Regions from separate parts of the Homo sapiens genome. Here region 1 is linked to region 2. The links are chromatin contacts, found by Hi-C or POLR2A ChIA-PET in ENCODE. All regions are on one chromosome and are shown on one strand. The core of a region is the stretch at or near the end of the contact, and the rest is flanking DNA. Distances in the headings are between cores, read along the strand shown. Region 1 overlaps CGNL1 (cingulin like 1). Region 2 overlaps TCF12 (transcription factor 12).

Evidence for each region. Hi-C counts contacts between places; a loop is a spot of excess contacts on that map. ChIA-PET counts read pairs that join two places held with the same protein, here RNA polymerase II (POLR2A). Pooled maps may share reads with other maps.
Region 1: a loop to region 2 is called in a map of B cell, with 25 times the contacts of the local background. The contact joins two enhancer-like sites. A Hi-C loop is called at or near these places in 2 of 168 maps with a recorded cell type or tissue (B cell and HCT116), 4 of 37 single-sample maps with no recorded cell type and 9 of 50 pooled maps. POLR2A ChIA-PET finds 5 or more read pairs at or near these places in 2 of 52 experiments (activated T-cell and activated naive CD4-positive, alpha-beta T cell).

What each region holds. Positions count from the first base shown.
Region 1 is chr15:57,526,252-57,528,951 of GRCh38, forward strand. It overlaps CGNL1 (cingulin like 1), which reads left to right. Exons shown (of 19, transcript NM_032866.5): 13 at 2,403-2,564. Among named protein-coding and RNA genes, the nearest start is that of GCOM1, 64 kb to the right of the region's middle. RefSeq lists an enhancer at 1,039-1,622. Within about 2 kb of position 1,345, at least 5 of the 41 ENCODE cell types and tissues checked have a DNase peak (open chromatin) inside an H3K27ac peak, as active enhancers do.
Region 2 is chr15:57,014,786-57,017,485 of GRCh38, forward strand. The region is part of intron 3 of TCF12 (transcription factor 12); the gene reads left to right. Among named protein-coding and RNA genes, the nearest start is that of TCF12, 97 kb to the left of the region's middle. Within about 2 kb of position 1,271, at least 2 of the 41 ENCODE cell types and tissues checked have a DNase peak (open chromatin) inside an H3K27ac peak, as active enhancers do.

The DNA.
Region 1 (2,700 bases), core at 95-2,594, 510 kb after region 2:
CTGTGAGACACTGTTTCCATGTGAGCAACAGACATGGACACCTCATCATTCTGCAGGGAAACTGCAGTGAGATACCACCCTTGACTAAGTTGGTAGAGTGATGGAGTTGTTTAAAACAAAAGTGAATTAACAAGCCAAGGTCTCTCTGGATCCTTAAAAAACTCAGGCTCAACTCTGTTCACTGCCCCTCTGCTTGTGTTTTGATTGAGCTGGTTGAAGATCTTGGTTAAAAAAAAACCCCAAAAGCTACAGGAGTCCGTTCTAAGTGCTGTAATAGTGGCTGCCTTTGCTTTGAGAGAAATAGGCATTTTTCACCCATTCTACCTCTGATAAGCATGATCTTTAGAGAATCGAGACTTAGTGATTACCATTGTTCAGTTTATTTTCTACATCTCTTTTAGCAAAGGGTGATTTTAACTACTTAAAGGTAGCACTAGGAAGTTCAAAAGTTGTTTGCTTGCTTATGATTCAGGATACATTGTTCACAGACACCATGCTAGTTAATCTCTTCTGCCGGCCCTCGTCAAGGACTCTGAGTATGATGGGGCCCTTACCGGGTGTTAGGAGGGACCTGCTGGGTGTGGAAGGTGGGGCTGTGCTGAGCAGTGGAGGAGGGCACGCTGGGCATTGGGAAGGGGGACAGGAAGGAAACGCAGGCTGCACATTTGCCTGTCATTCTTTCTGACCCTCACACTCATGTTCTTTCTGGGTATCATCTCATTTGATTCTCATAATAGCTTTAGAAGGCTGATTTTATAATTATCCCAATTTTGTGAATGAGGAAACTGAGTCATAGAGCGTTTTTGTTTTTTGTTTTTTTAACGCTCTGGAATATAGCACATCCTCTGTATCCAGAAAATGTCCCATCACTGTTTTCCATGGGGTGATTTTCATTCTGTGCTTTCATGTACTTTCTGTCATGGTAACCACTAAAACCAGATGTGGGTCTTCATCTGGAGATGTCATCTTCAAGGCTAGGCTGTTCTCTTAGAAATGCCCAGTGCTCCTGTCAGCCTCCCAGAGAAGAACACATTTCCTCAAGCTTTTCCACGGGTTCTCCAAAGCTGTCCTCAACTACTGGGGCTTTCCAACTCTTCTGTGCCAGACACTGCAGAAGGGTGGCATTCTGTAGCGGAGATGGCCATTCACTTTCATATACTCTGAAGGAAACAGACCCCCTGGTGTATTATTCTATTCATGAGACTAGCTCTACTCAATACTAGTACCAACTCCAAGAGGGTAGGACACTTAGAACAAAGCAGACAGCCTGCGGCTTCACCAGATCAGCCCACACAGATGTTTAAGGAAGACCTACTGTGCCCTGAGCTGGCTGGTCTCCCCAGGGAGCTTCTAGAGAAGTTCAAGACACTGACTGGCCCTTGTGAATCAAGCTGTTTTGTCTGTTGCGCTTTCTTCAAAGCTGTTAGTTGAGTGCCACCTTGTGGATGGAAAAAACAACAACATTATAAATTAAGCTAGCTAATCATGTTCTTCTACAAAGCAGTGGCTTTCCCTAATGTGCCTGTGTATGTTGTTAGGTTTTTTGCCAGTAGGTTGCTTTGCGGTCATTAATTCAGTTGTGTGTTCTTTTTCACTGAGTTGAAACCTCTTTTGAGGTGACAGTGATACAGGTAGACAATAAATTACCCCCTGGGAAACATGTATTTAGTTAAGGGGCTCTCGAGAGGTTTTAACATGACCTAGTAAAAACGACATTTTGCATTCAGCTGAGCACGGTGGCTCATGCCTGCAATCCCAATACTTTGGGAGACTGAGGCGGGCATCACCTGAGTTGAGAAGTTCGAGACCAGCCTGGCCACCATGGTGAAGCTCCATCTGTACTAAAAATACAAAAATTAGCTCAGTGTGGTGGCATGCACCTGTAATCCCAGCTACTTGGGAGGCTGAGGCAGGAGAATTGTTTGAACTCAGGAGATGGAGGCTGCAGTTAGCCAAGATCGCACCACTGCACACCAGCCTGGGCAACAAAGCAAGACTCCATCTCAAAAAAAAAAGACAAAAAAAAACTATATCTTGCAACCCAGGAATACACGCATCTGCACAAATATATGAATGTCTAGCACAAAAGATTTGCAAATCAATATTTGCTAATACTCTGCTATTTTTTTCTGTTCTATTTAATTAAAAAATGCTGGTCAATATCTACCAAATAGAATTTGTAACCTAATAGGTTGCTGCCTGTAGCTGGAAAACCTCCTCTTTTTACAAAAAGGAAAGTAAGGCCCAGAGGGAGGTAGGACTTGCTCAAGGTCTTCTGATCTCCCATATTGTGGGAGTCCAGCTGATCTTCCTTTTGGTGGGGTCAGCCTGTGCACTGTCTGTGGAGGTCTCTATGCTCTTGATGCACCCCAGAAAACCATCCCAGCTGTCTCTCCTCCTAGATGCGTCTGATGGAGGAAGAGTTACGGGACTACCAGAGAGCTCAGGATGAAGCACTCACAAAAAGGCAGCTTCTGGAGCAGACGCTGAAGGACCTGGAGTATGAGCTGGAAGCCAAGAGTCACCTCAAAGATGACCGCAGCAGGCTGGTCAAGCAGATGGAGGTCTGTGGGCCGTACAGTGTGAGCTGGGGGACCTGCAGAGAGCGAGGCTGGGCCACGAGAGAAGCAGCCTCTTTGCTCTCAGCTCAGCCTTTGGGAAGTCTTGGATTTTTATTCTCTCCCACAGCTGGGTGTAGTG
Region 2 (2,700 bases), core at 21-2,520:
AGATAACTAAGTTTCCCTACAGTGGTCCTTATGGGTCAAGATATGGGGGTGGGGAGGTATAATGGTTCTCTGGACCTTTATTATTATTATTATTATTATTATTATTATTGTTATTATTATTATTATTATTAATGTTCTCGTTTCTTTTGCAGTGACTCTTCCAGATGAAGGGTCTGAGTCTGAGGAGGAGATTATTATCAACAGTTACAAGTGCCTTAAATAGTCCAGGCGTGGTGGCTCACACCTGTAATTCCAGCACTTTGGGATGTGAGGCAGGCAGATTGCTTGGGCTCAGGAGTTCAAGACTAGCCTGGCCAACATGGCGAAACCCTGTCTCTACAAAAAATAAAAAATTAGCCGGGTATGGTGGTACATACTTGTAATTCTGGCTACTCAGGAGGCTGAGGTGGGAGGATCACCTGAGCCCTGGAGGCAGAGGTTGCAGTGAGCCAAGATTGTGCCACTGCACTCCAGCCTGGGCGATAGAGCCAGACCTTGTCTTAAGTGAAAAACCAAAACCAAAATTCAGATGCTTTAAATTTAACATAGTGCTAAGTCTCCCACCCGTTTCCAGATGGCTCAGCCCATGTTTTGGTTTTCATTCCCCATAACCAATGATGGCCCCAGCACTCTAACCTTCCATGCAAAATAGCTGTCAATATCTTCAGATGTCTTGCCCACCCCCATTTTTGTAGCCATTGCTCAGTTATTCCATAAAGTGGCTGAATGCCACCTTGCTGTTGTGTGGACAAACAGGAGAGGTTTGGCTGGCTGAGGTTTGGCTGAGTTTAGAAGTAGGGCAAAATCTCAGGCCCTTCATGGTTGACACTGAGATTATGGGTGCTGTCTCTGGAGTGTCCATTTGTGGGCTACATAGCCCCATGTCATGTTTCTTAGACAGTTTCTCCAAAAAAACAAGGACTTAGAGACTCAGTTATTTGAACTAAAATAAGAATGCTAAGCCACACTATTCTGATGGAAGACCTTGTTTGAAGTACTGTGGGCTTGTGCCCTGACTGATTTATATCTTACTTGTGGAGTTCCAACCATTGTAAACAACACTTCTTTCCAGGGCGATCTCATGACTTCTTGGTCCCTTAGTTCTTATATAGAAGCCAGACATTAATTTGCCCCCTTACCAGAAACATAATGACTTGTATTGTAAGAGTGATTTTAAGAGACCTTTAGGTATTTAAGGAAACATCATATAGTTCTCATATGATTGCTGAGATTTCTCCAAAATCAGGCTAACCTAGATTACTTGGGGGAATTTCCTGGAGGGGCTGACTCATTCATTATTTACGTGTACCCTGCAGGTAGTTTATCTCTAGGATGGAGTCATCCGGTTAGGATAGGTATTATGAAATCAGTCCCTGACTTCAGCTGAAATGATTAGTGTTAGGATTTTATCTCTAAAAGGTATTCAGGTCAGCATCAAGTCACTAGCCAGAATTGTTATGTATGATAGAATTGCCTGGGACTTCTTCATGGGCCAGACAGATTACAAGGTAGATTCTGTGTAATTGCCAATGCATCTTCCTATACCTGGATTAATGCTTTAGTTTAAGTGGAAAGGTCAACACAGAAACATGAGGAGGAAGCCAGTTGAATTTCTAAGGTAGACTTTGATGGTTTATGGGATTTGTTTAGCTGATTTTGTCCAAGACCCTAGAGGACCTAGTGGAAGTCAGTACTGTAGATTGACCTCACCTTGCTGCTCAGAGTTCCTGTTTGTAGTAGCCTTAATTACATAATTCATAAGGCAAATTAAATACATTTGGTCCTCCCTTTGTTGGTCAGATTAATCAGCTTGGTTGATAGAATGGCATACTTATAGAAAAATTGACTGGGAGCCTAAGACAATGTAGAAGCAAAGGGTACATATTGTTAGAAGGTGATTTTCCTTGGGCCTCTTGCATTTCCATGTTTTACAAGCAGAAGCACTGACTGCCTTTGTTTTGGACTGTCCTTTCAAGGATGCTTGTATACTAAACAGCCATGGAAAGTAGACATAGTTTCTCCCTCTGGAACAAAGGGCAGGTATGTTTACTGTGTATATGGAGAGAGAATTTATCTCTCCAGAGCAAAAGTCAGCCATACTTACTGTGCATTATAGATCTGGGCTTCCTAAACTCAGGCTTCCTTTCCTGTAAACGCACTGGGCATGCAGACATCCATTTGGGCTCATCCGTGTTGCTGTCATGACAGTGGGGATAAGGGAACTGATGCAAATATGCTGATATATTCTTGCTGGGATGTGACTAATAAAGTCATTTGTCTCTGATCTGAGTCTCCTGTCTTCTACCTTCATCCTTGAAAGGGTGGCAGGCTACCTTGTTAGTTTACAAGTAGGGCAAAATCTCAGGCCCTTGACACAGTTGACACTGAGATTATGGGTGCTCTCTCTAGAGTGTCCATTTGAGGGCCTCGTAGCCCCATGTAATAAAAGATCCATTTGAGAAGTAAATAAAAATTTCAAAGGCATATACCCTTCAGCCTAGCAATGCCATTTAAATGTATATGCCCTCTAGCTGACTTAAGGAGAGTCACAAGTTATCGCCCTTGAGACAAATCTGGCTCACTGCTTATTTCTTGTAAATGAAGATTTGTTGTAACATAGCCGCACCAATATTTATTGGTATTGCCTATCATTGCTTTTGCACTACAAGGCACAATTGGGTAGTTGCAACAGAACCATAT